Linked DNA regions of Homo sapiens: region 2 is linked to region 1. The links are chromatin contacts, found by Hi-C or POLR2A ChIA-PET in ENCODE. All regions are on one chromosome and are shown on one strand. The core of a region is the stretch at or near the end of the contact, and the rest is flanking DNA. Distances in the headings are between cores, read along the strand shown.

What was found. Hi-C counts contacts between places; a loop is a spot of excess contacts on that map. ChIA-PET counts read pairs that join two places held with the same protein, here RNA polymerase II (POLR2A). Pooled maps may share reads with other maps.
Region 2: a map of mammary epithelial cell shows a loop between it and region 1 (2.3-fold over the local background). The contact joins the enhancer-like site here to the promoter of LINC02612 in region 1. A Hi-C loop is called at or near these places in 4 of 168 maps with a recorded cell type or tissue (IMR-90, aorta, endothelial cell of umbilical vein and 1 more) and 1 of 50 pooled maps. POLR2A ChIA-PET finds 5 or more read pairs at or near these places in 2 of 52 experiments (T-cell and activated B cell).

The regions. Positions count from the first base shown.
Region 1 is chr2:150,624,415-150,630,682 of GRCh38, reverse strand. It overlaps LINC02612 (long intergenic non-protein coding RNA 2612), which reads right to left and starts at 1,786. Exons shown (of 4, transcript NR_110247.1): 1 at 1,562-1,786.
Region 2 is chr2:150,659,837-150,666,022 of GRCh38, reverse strand. No RefSeq gene overlaps it. Among named protein-coding and RNA genes, the nearest start is that of LINC02612, 34 kb to the right of the region's middle. RefSeq lists an enhancer at 1,939-3,138. Within about 2 kb of position 2,687, at least 3 of the 41 ENCODE cell types and tissues checked have a DNase peak (open chromatin) inside an H3K27ac peak, as active enhancers do; they include mammary epithelial cell, where a contact is called at or near this core.

The sequences.
Region 1 (6,268 bases), core at 537-3,036:
AGTCAGTGGCCAGCTCTCAAGCCTTCTTAGTCCATGATGGTCAATGTGCCCCATGAGGGGTCTACTTCTATTTTTCACCTGTGTATTATTCCCAGGACCGCTGTAACAAATTGCCACAAACTGGGTGGTTTAAAATAGCAGAAATGTATTCTCTCATAGTTCTAGAGGCTAGAAGTCCAAAATGAAGATGTTGGCAGAGCCATGCTGTCTCTGAAACTTCAAGGGAAGATCCCTTCTTGCCTCTTCCAACTGCTGGTGGCTCTTGGTGTTCCTTGGCTTGTGGCAACAGAACTCAATCTCTGTCTCTGTCTTTAAGTGACCTTCCTTTCTGTGTGTCTTCATCTGTCTTCCCATAAGGGCACCAGCCATTGGATTTAAGGCCCAACTGAATCCAGTATGACTATATATTAACTAATTACACTTATTTCTAAATAAGCTCACACTCTGAGGTTATGGGATGACATAAGTTTTGTGGGGATATTTTTCAACCTAGTACAACCTATAAGAATAAAGAACCATAATTTATAGACACCTGTGCTAATCTCTAGAAGTATCTGGGAAGCATGCTTAGTGCCTAACCATTTTTAAAATGTGGATAAAGATGCTTCTAAGGATCATATTCCATTCCTCAACCAGAGGGAGACAGCTTCACGTGTGCAAAACTACCGGCCTCTTAGGACCAAAGGCTTCCCTATACATATGTGACCAAACCCACATTCTTCAAGGGCCTTTCTTCATATGACTTTTCTCTGAAGGTACTTTTTCCAGAGGACGTTATTAGTCTTCCTTTAGTCCCATAAATTTGAGTAGACTTTTATAAATTTAGAACTTCTCAAGGTCCCCAAAATCCATGCTCCCAGGATTTCTAGGTAGGAAGGGCAGGAATAAAGCAGTGAAGAATCATGAAATCACAAACATTTGAAGGAAATTGAGGCACTGGGCAGCCAACCCTTTATGTAAGATAGTACCTTAAATTTCTTTGTTAGCTCCGTTAAGCAGGAATGGCCAAGTATGAAACCAGAATTTTATGTAGTAGATGATTTCTGAAGGATAGAAGAATATATTATGAGGGAGGTAGGAGGGCCCAAAACAAATCTCACCTGTTTTATCAGTTAGCCTCAAGCTATTCCTGAAGCTCACAGTGACCTCTTTCCATCATCTCAATTCTTATGCACCAAACAATCAACATAGGTGTTGTGTTTAGCCTCTGTGTTGTATTTGGCCAATATCTTCTCTCTTGAACTTGTTAAACCTTCCAAGAGTGGAGGAATGTGAGGGAGTAGAGTATAAGTGAAGACATTTTCTGTTCTCTGGGCCCAAGGAGGACAGGGGGCCTCTCATGCCCAGCACAGTGGCTAGGGAAAAGCAGGAACAGCATTCTCTAGGGCAGGTGACATGGATTTGAACATTAGAGCAAAACTCCTTTAGCTTTACCATCTCCTGCTGGTCCCTCTGTAGACCTTTTTCACCAATATGTGGTCTTTCCTATCAGTTAAAATGCTTTAGTTGTGATTAATAAAAGAACCCCCCAAAATGACCTATAAAACGAGGGGTTTATTACCTCATACAACAAGAATTGTAGAGTCTAGAAGTTTCCAAGATTAGTTAATTTAGCAGCTTAATAATATGAAGGGCCCTGGTGCTTTTGGTCTTCCTTCTCTGACTTGGCTATGTTCCTGTTGTGGTCTTGAGATGGCTGAGGCTGATGCAGACATGAAGACCAGGGCCACAATCAGGGGTGGGCCATCAGTGCTCTCCTATAGGGCCCCAGGTTCAGCAGGTCCTGCTTGGGTGCTAATGCTCTGTGGTCACTGTATTGAAATTCTTAGTAATTCTATTTAGAATGTGTGCTTTGTAAGTGAAGTATGATGGAACAAAGAAGCATGTACCAAGGGTTCAGAGCCCCAACTCATGGGCAGTCCTTCCTGACCTCCTTGCTGAGACAAGTTCTAGGCCACTTGCTCCCAGCCACTGCCCAACAGCTGCTGCCCACCTCTGCCTCCAGCAGAGGTTGGAGTATAAGTGCAGGGGATCGGGGTCAGAATAATGTGTGCTGTACATGCTGAGTTGCAGGACGAGGCTCTAGGTGTCTGTGAGGGTACCCCAAACCCAAAGCACAAATAAAAACCACCATGACAAGTCAAGAAGGAGAGATCATTGATAAAAGGAAAATGTTTGATTCTGCTTCTTGAATAAGGATCTTCACATTTTAAGTTTTCACTTGGGCCTGCAAGTTATGTGGCTAACCCTAGTTCAGAAATCCAGCATAGAAAACAGATTTTACCTTGAAAGGATTTTCTCTGTCTAGAAAAGTCTTCTTCAGATGCTTCGAGGAGATCTTAGTTCCACATAGCTCAGAGTTAGAGCACACGTCCATGCCTGAGACAATGACTGGCCAGCAATTAAGACTACTCTGATTGATACAGATCAATAGAGGTTCACTTTTGGGTCAAAGATGGTCTCCATCCCTGAACTCATGGTAGCTCCCAGTATTAGAACAAAGTTGGGGTTCAGCAAGTAAGGAAAAATCAGGGTAGAATAGTGGGAGGAGGAGGATTTAGGTAGAAAATTAGCAGTGTCTGTCACACTGTTTTCTCTATAATTTATCTCCCTTTTCATTCCATTATATCAGCTAGAGAAGCTATAAGGATTCTCAGAAATGACCTAACCAATGCTCTTCCAGTTCTTTTGCAGTGGAAACTTTTCTTCAAATGAAATCACACAGAGAACCTCAAAATCAGAAGGCACTAAGAAAACGAAAGGGTAGCTACTTTGGTTGAAACAGATGAGTGTTGCTTGGGTCCTAACAAATTAGGAAACCATTACCCTAAAGTAATAGTCTACCAAACCAATATAATTATGTCAACTTAAATGTTGTTCTTGAAAAATCTTTCCATGCTACTAACATTCTTTTTTAAGACCTCAAAAATGTCCTAAAAATAGATGTTTGTCAGACACATGGGCACTTCAGTTTATTTTCTTACTCAAATGCAACATTTTTTCTTTTTCAGGGCATATAAGATAAACTAACCCATCAGGAAGAGATACTATAACAATTAATGTTTTTCTAGTTTAATTCTTGTTTTTACCTAGGCCTGAGCATCCCACCAAGCCTTCTGATGTTTGGCCTGTGTACTTAATTTCCAAACCACCAGAATCACATTAAAATTCCTAAGCATTTGTGATTGGATGACTTGATTGACTAGCAGAATGTAACTGGGCAAGAAACTGAGTTGGAAGTTGATTTTGTTTTCTTTTCACACCAAACTCTCAGCTACTGGGCAGACAGATCATGCATCTTTCTTTACCCATTGTCCCAGAAGTTTTTTATGCCAACCATTCAGTTCCAGTCGCTCCAGTGCACTCCCAGAGGTACAAATGCCACCAGCTGAGAATGTCAGAAGAGGAAATCCAAGCCTGATTGTACTCTTGAGCTTTACAGAAAACATTTAGCAACTTGGAAAGACCTCAAGAAAATGTGTCCTAACCCTTCCACATTCCATCCACTGCTTTACCATGGTACAAATACATACACTGCAAAACCTTGCCCCTGCAAATACACACTGTAATCCACAAAACTGTGCCCTTGTGCACACACAGTCAGAAACAGAGAATTTCCTCTGCATAGGAATTCTGAAAACAAAGACCAGAGTCTGAGGTTTTCAGCACAAGGACTCCACCAGGATTAGCACAGATGCCTGGGAAAGAAAGGAGCTCAGTCTGGCAAAACACTCCCCACAAACTTAACTGAGCATCACTAGTGGAAGGAGAGGAATACACCCAAGACACACGAATGCCACAATGTCTCACTGGATATTTTCTAGTTCTAAAGATCAGGCTTTAGTTGAGTGATGCTGGTGCACACAGGCTTGCATTTTTTATGTTACCTGTTAGCGTTTCTTGGCTTTGTTCTAATCTTAGGCCTATGGCACAACTGAGGCCAGTTACCTAGAAAAAGTATCTGAAGAGGACTAGGTAAGAAGTGGGCATAGGTGAGCACTGGAAAAAGAAATTCAAACCCTTAAAATACTCTATTTCTTGAGCAATGTCTTTGTTATAAAGAAGGTCATGGTGGAAAAATGAGAATCACAATTTGTCTTAGTCTGTTTGTGCTGCTATAACAGAATACCACAGAGGAGAATTTACAAAAAAACAAAAACAAAGACAAAACAAAACAAAAAAAAACAGAGATATTTGTCTCATGGTTCTGGAGCCTGGGAAGTCCAAGACTGAAGGGTCACATCTGGTGAGGGTCTTCTTCCTGTGTCATAACATGACAGAACGCATCACACAGCCAACACACGAAACACAGAGGAAATCAAGCCAAGTTCATCCTTTTATCCTGAGCCCACCCCCGTGATAACTAACCCACTCTCATGATAAGGGCGCTAATGCTTTCAGAAAGTTGAAGCTCTCATGACCTAATCACCTCTTAAAGGTTCTGCCTCATAATACCATCACAATGGCAATTACATTTCAACATGAGTTTTGGAGGGGACATTCAAACTACTGCACACTTTGACCTGCTTTTTCTAGACTATTGAAGAATTGCCAAGCTGGTTTCAGCATTTTCAGTGGCATTTATGTATGTTGGAGATATACAACTCATCTAAAAATCATACGATAACATTTAGAAAAGTGCTTTGTAAGCTAGGAGGGTGATTTTCTTGTTATTTGTCTAAACTCCTCATTTCTAGAGTCCAGTCAAAACCGGGAGGTTGAGTGATTTGCCCTGAGTCACATGGTTTTCAGTCTCTTGGCTCTCAGTCCAGTCACCACAAAGCAGACAGCTCTAAAAAAAAGTACCCAGAGCAGATTTTCTTAGGGTAACTAACTTCACCAAATATATTATTATGCATATAATATCAGGAGTTACAAACTTTCTGGAAACCAACATCATTAACTCTAGTAAGTCATGGTTGGGAGTTCTTTGGAATGGTCCTTTTCCTGTGGATTGAATTATTCAGGCGGTTTTGGAACTCATAGAGCTATTAAGTAAATATATATAAAATCTGCCTTTTATGCCTAGTCAGCCTCTGCATGACTTTTCTTCTAAGACAAAAGGAACAATAGTAGTCACATGCTGGTGATGAATATATGACCCAGAGCATGAGGAAGCTTGTTAGTGTTTTCCTTTCTAGGACATTTAATTCACTGTGTGTCATTACATCCCCAGGCACTCTTGGCTATGCCAATGTTATGGTCATCTTGGTGCCTGGCTATCAGGTGTGGGGTGACAAGTATGGGGAGCAATGTCAGCTTGAGCAAAGAGGATGAGTCACAGAGAAACTAAAGCCCTGTGCTACTCCATAGTTTGTGTTGAGGAGAGTGATAATAGGGCAGCAGGGTATAATTTCTAATCAATGGCAGGCCTACTTTTTGGAGAAAACTTCTTTGATTTTGTAATATTTGAATAAGAATTAATTGAGGTGGGACATTTGGCCGCTAGTTTCACTGCTCCCTGGTATGAACCTGGTATGAATTGAATATGACCATATTTTTGACCTGTTATTTCTTGGTTTAATTCAATCAGTCATTCAGGACATAGGATTCTATTTCCCAGGGACTTGCACATGTTTTTAGTAAAGGGCCACATAAGTAAATATTTTGGGCTTTGTGGGCAAAATGTCCTCTGCTGGCAATACTCAACATTGCCATTGTAGTATGAAAATAGCCATGGACAATTTGCTGGAAAACAAAACAAAAAAAAAGGCAGGTGGGCATTGCTTTGTTTCAGTAAAACTTTATTTACAAAAACAGGAAGCTGGTTGGATTTGGTCCATGGGGGCATAGTTTGCTGACCTCTGTTTTCATAGTTCTGAAGTTTCTAAACTCACTCTAGAAAGTGAAGGCAGGTCTTAAGGGGCTCTGGGAAGCTTTCAGCTGGAAGAAAACCATGTCCAGATGGAATAAGAAGGCAGGGTTTCACATGAATTCTAGATGAATTCTAGCCATCTTTAGGAGTCTGGGTGGAAAAGATTTGGGAATTCTGATTAACATTAATTGTCTACTGAGGCTTCCCTAGAAAGATTGAAAATTCTCTGTGTGGGATAATTGGTTGAACTGATCCTCTCATCACATTCTATGCATTCTTTTCACTAAGGAGAGTAGAGATCAGTTGGAGGGAGTTTTCTCTATTACCTCCAACCCACTGCCATCTTGAAAAAACAGAACCTCACTTGTCATGGTTACAGACGCCAAAGAACATGTATTTTGAATTTATACCTCAGTGTGTGATAAATATGATTTTGGTCAGTGCAACGTAACT
Region 2 (6,186 bases), core at 1,438-3,937, 34 kb before region 1:
CCCAGGTTCAGGTGATTCTCTAGCTTCAGCCTCCCAAGTGGCTGGGACTACAGGCACACACCACTGCATCCAGCTAAGTTTTTTGTATTTTTAGTAGAGACAGGGTTTCACCATGTTAGCCAGGCTGGTCTTGAGCTCCTGACCTCGGGTGATCCACCCACCTTGGCCTCTCAAAGTGCTGGGATTACAGGTGTGAGCCACCATGCCCAGCTGAGTATGTTTTTATATGTTTAAAATTTATTTATAGCAGTGTATGAGTGTGTGTGTACCCTTTGTTCTTGCTGTTTGCCTATGTTTTTCCTAATGGATTGTATGTCAACATTCTTTATATGCTAAGCAATTATTAGATTTAAAATAATTATTTGATATTTTAAATATGCTGGATGTAATTTTTCCAGTTGTCATTCTATTAATCATGAAAAATTAAATATAGTTTGAGTTGTCTCTCTTATAAAGGCTTTTCCCATTCTATGTTAATTTTTAAAAATTACCCATGTTTTCTTTTTAATTCTTTTTAGTCTTTGAAGTAATTTATGAAATGGGGCAAATATCCAATTTTTGGGGTTTTTTCCTCCAAATGGTTTATTACTTTCTGATCTTACTTTTCTTCACCATTTGTTAAATAACCCATATTTTCTTACTGACAGGAAGTACCACTTTTGTATGCTAAATTCTTATATATATTTGAGTTTGTAAGTCCTTTGTAACTGAGCCAGGGGAAACCAGACAAAAGATCAGAGTTGTACAAAATAAGGTGGGGGAGGAATAATGGATTAGTTTGGGATATGTTTGTTTGAATTAAATTTAGGACAAATAAATGAAGGGGTCCACTTGGTATTTGGGATTAAAACCAGGCCTTCACAGGAATTTAACTGCAGTCACAAAAGCCTTGTTAAACCCCCCAGTTTGCCCCAAATATTCTGTCTTCAGTTTCCATATGATTTGTCTTTTATGGCAGGGACTTTCAGTCTTGCCACTACTGCAATTTGGAAAAATAAAATGGTTCTAGCTCCAACTGAGTTGGCAGAAAATTTATCCATGGCCTTTTGTATTTGATTTTATGTAAAGGAAAGGTGTGTAGAAATGCACCTTTTATGAATAGACAGTTCTGGTACCACTGCTATTTAAATATAGCCTCATTTAATGGTAATATGGCAGAATTCTTTTGAAGTATGGTTTGGTTTTGACAAAGTTATTTTTATAAAGTTAGCAATGAGACTAGCCTTAAGAAAAAAGTTAGAAACTATGTTTTAGCCAAAAAATCCTATTGATGAAAACATTCCCTAAAGAAACTAAAAAGGTTATTGACTGTTTACTTCCAATTTGGCATTGGACTGAGTGAGAACATTGGCTGATTGCAATCCTCTGAAGCATTTTCATCTTATGTTAACATTTAGCTAAACTTCCTTCTGTATTTCCCCTGTTCATTAAGAGGTACAATTCAATATCCAGCCAATTTGTTCGCATATTCTAATTAGATTGCCACCTGTCCTTTTCACACTTGAGTCTTTCTGGAATGGTTGTGTGCATATTGGGCCAATTGATATTAGTTGTAATTGTATGCAACAGTCAGAATGTGTTGTATTGCTAGATTATAGTTTCTACTTCTACTCAATTTTTTCCAGGCACCTAGATTTTATGACTGTACCTTAGATTCAACCAAGAGGGATATCAATAAAGTTATTTGAACCTAAGCACATAATAGAATAGGATGGAATAAATTATGGACAACACTCTCATCAAATTACCAGAAGGCTGTTCCCCTGGCAAAATATTAGAAGGTTGTGAATAAACTCAGATCCTAGGTTATTTCTTCAAGGCACTGACAAAAGAATATTTTCCGCAGGAGCATGACTGTAGAAACTCAGAAAATGAGTAGAAAATCTTAAATGTAAAATTGTTATACCCACTCTGGGTCGTAATTGGATTTATAGATTTGTAATTTATGTTGGGTCTTCCTTTTTGGATATATAACATGCCTATGCAATGCTAACTGAACACCTATGCATTGGCACACCAGGTCAAGGGGTGTAACTGAACACCTATGCATTGGCACACCAGGTCAAGGAGTGTATATATGGAAATCTTGAAGAGAAAGGTTAAATAAGGCAGCCTACACTTATAATGTTAGGTTGTAGTAGCAGCAGCAGCAGCAGCCAACAGAGGTTGGATCTGCATTCAATAGCACACCTTTAAGATAATTTCTAATCATAAGATTTTATAATCTTAGGAAATGAGATGATTTTCTGAACAAAGTATCCATTGATCAAATGATTGAAACTTCAAACTTTAAAATAACATCAGTATCTGAAAATTGCATTGTCTGGGATTCAAAACTCTCAAATTCTTCATGAGAACTACCACTACTGCAGATTCATGAAACAATTTCTGAGAGTGAATATTTATCAATACAGTGAATACTTTTATTATAACTACTGGGCCTTGGCCTTTGGTGGTCTGGACTAGGCCACAGGGTTTTCTTTGGAGCATCTGGCTGAAGGCTTAGGCTCCAGCAGAACTGGTACAACCTTAGAACTCTTTACCCCCTTGGAACTTCCTCTCAGGTCCATGTTCTCCAGCTTTTTACCACTCCCATAATGAGGAAAAGCCCAGAAAGTCTAATCCAGAGGGAATACCAAGGAAATAAGTCATTTTAACCCGATACCTACAGAGTGATTAAAGAAAGCTGTTCTTTGTGAGTCACTTCCTGCTTGCAAAGTCAAAATTTTCCCCCTCCACACAACTGCTTTCCATTTTGGGGGGCCAGTAATGTTGGCACTGTTTTGGCTGAGTTCTGAGAAACCACTGCTGAGAATTTTACTGGAGCTAACACAGGACTGGAGAGCCATTGGGCAAGCCACAGTCAAAGTTATGAGCAAAATTTAAAGTAGATTTCTAAAAGATACAACACAAACACCACTCCTGAATGCCCAGTGACCAGATCGAGCACAGGTTGAAAGACCAAGACCTGGAGGCCAGGTAGAGCTAAAAATAGAGTAGCAGCTCATTGAGAAAAAGAGACAAGATCCCAAGGAATTGTTTCACGTGTCTTTGAGCATTAGTGGCTGTTGTGGGAAGTCAGGGACCCCAAACGGAGGGACCGGCTGAAGCCATGGCAGAAGAACATAAATTGTGAAGATTTCATGGACATTTATTAGTTCCTCAAATTAATACTTTTATAATTCCTTACACCTGTCTTTACTGCAGTCTCTGAACATAAATTGTGAAGATTTCATGGACACTTATCACTTCCCCAATCAATACCCTTGTGATTTCCTATGCCTGACTTTACTTTAATCTCTTAATCCCATCATCTTCGTAAGCTAAGGAGGATGTATGTCGCCTTAGGACCCTGTGATGATCGCATTAACTGCACAAATTGTTTGTAGAGCATGTGTGTTTGAACAATATGAAATCTGGGCACCTGGAAAAAAGAACAGGATAACAGCAATGTTCAGGGAACGAGAGATAACCTTAAACTCTGACTGCTGGTGAGCTGGGCAGAACAGAGCCATATTTCTCTTCTTTAAAAATCAAATGGGAGAAATATTGCTGAATTCTTTTTCTCAGCAAGGAACATCCCTGAGAAAGAATGCATCCCTGAGGGGAGGCCTCTGAAATGGCTGCTTTGGGGATGGCTGTCTTTTACGGTCATAGCAGAGGGATGAAATAAGCCCGGGTCTCCTGTAGCACTCCCAGGCTTATTAGGATGAGGAAATTCCTGCCTAATAAATTTTGGTCAGACCAGTTGTCTGCTCTCAATCCCTGTCTCCTGATAAGATGTTATCAATGGCAATGCGTGCCCGAAACTTCATTAGCAATTTTAACTTCACCCCGGTCCTGTGGTCTTGTGATCTCGCCCTGCCTCCATTTGCCTTTTGATATCTTATTACCTTGTGAAGAATCATGTGATCTCTGTGACCCACACCCTATTCGTACACTCCATCCCCTTTTGAAAATCACTAATAAAAACTTGCTGGTTTTGCGGCTTGGGGGGCATCACGGAACCTGCCAACATGTGATGTCTCCCCTGGACACCCAGCTTTAAAATTTCTCTGTTTTGTACTCTGTCCCTTTATTTCTCAGACTGGCTGACACTTAGGGAAAATAGAAAAGAACCTACAAGAAATATCGGAGGTGAATTTCGCCTGATAAGTGGCCCATCGTTATTTGTTGTTTGTAGTACATGGGGAGGTTGGACCTAAGGGCAGCCTCAAAGATTTCTGAAATGGCTTCGGGGCCTTTTTCCTGTTGTCTTAACTATTAATTAGCACCTGGTTACCTTTTAGTCATGCTAATCTTCCTAGAAAGTGGTTGTTTCACAGCACACTTGGATTCCTCTCCTGACAATGCGCTTCCCTTTTCTACCACATGGCCAGGCTGCACATTTTCCAAATTTTTGCTCTCTGTTTCTCTTTTAATTATAAATTCCACCTTAGATCATTCTGTTGCTACTATATGTGATCATAAGCTATTAAAAGTAGACACACCACATCATGAATGCTTTACTGCTTAGAAATTTCTTCTACCAAATACCCTAGGTCATCACTCTTAAGTTTGGCCTTCCACAAAGCCCCAGGGTATGGACAAAATACAGCCAAGTTCTTCGCTAAGGTGTAGCATGGGGAACCTTTGCTCTAGTTTCCAGTTGGTTCCTCATGTCTATCTGAGACCTTATCAGCCTGACCTTTGCTGTCCATATTTCTAAAAGCATCTAGGTCACAACCTCTTAGTCTCTAAAAAGTTCCAAGCTTTCCCTCATCTTCCTGTCTTCTGAGCTCTCCAAACATCTGTCTATTACCCAGTTCCAAAGCCTCTTCTGCATTTTATTTCATGGTATCTTTATAGAAATGCCTTATTCTCCAGTACCAATTTTCTGTCTTAGTTTGTTTAGTATTGCTATAAAGGAATGCATGAGGCAGGACAATTCATAAAGAAAAGAGGTTTATTTCACTCACAGTTATGAAAATGGTACAAGAAGCATGGGACTAATATTTGCTTCTGATGAGGGCTTCAGAAAGCTTCCAGTCACAGTGGAAGGTGAAAGGGAGCTGGGTGTGCAGAGATCACATGGTGAGAGAGGAAGCAAGAGAGAGGGAGGAGGTGCCCAGCTCTTTTTAACAACTAGCTCTCATGGGAACTCATAGAATGAGAAGTTACCTACCCCTCCAGGGAGGACATTAATCTATTCATCAGGGATCTGCCCACATTACCCAAACACTTCTCACTTAGGCCCCACTTCCAACATTGGGGATCAAATTTCAACACGAGGCCTGGAACAGTCAAATATCCAAACTGTAGGAGGGGTCAGACCACCTTAAACTGAGACCTAATTCTGCCACTACTCTCTTTGCCTCAGCCTTTACATCTGTAAAATGAAAATACTAATAGTACAAGCCTCAGAGTATTGTTGTGAAGATTAAATAAATTGTATATGTGCAACAAGTGCTTATGATAGTGTTGGTCACATAATAAGCTATAAGTAAGTGTAGATATTATTATTATGTTTTTGGAAAAAAATAAAACCCTACTCTATTCATCTCAATTTTCAAACAAAATGAGTAATAGCAGCTCCACTCTGCCTTGTCATCATAAGCCCAGAGGCCTAGAAAGACAGAATGGTTTGTGGGGTAGCCCTGGGATGCTGGTACCCTGTGTTGCTTTGAGACTCTGCTTCCTACATCCCCACTGCTCTAGCTCCATCTGTGGCTAAAACAGCCTCAGTTACTACTTGGGCTGCTGTTCCAGAGAGCACAAGCCATAAATTTTGGCAGTGTCCATGTGGTGCTTAGTCTACAGTCTCCCAAAATGCAAGAGTGGTGGAGACTTGGAAGCTTCCGTGTAAATTTCAGAGGGTGTATCAAAAAGCCAGGGTGCCTTTTGACAGACAGAATCTTATCACAGGGGTGGAGCCACAGCAAAGAGCCCCTACTAGGGCAATGGCTAGTGGAGTTGTGGGAGCAAGCCCACCATCCTCCAGACTCCAGAATTATAGACCCTCTGGCAGCATGCAACAACAGCCTGGAAAATCCAGAGATATTTTAGTCACAGGCCAACCTGTGAAAGCAGTCATGTGGCCTACCAGTCACACCAGTGTGCCTAGGATATAGGGCATGGAGTCAAAAGAGAGTATATTGGAGTTTTCAGATTTGATGTCTGCCTTGCTGGGTTTCAGACTTACTTGAG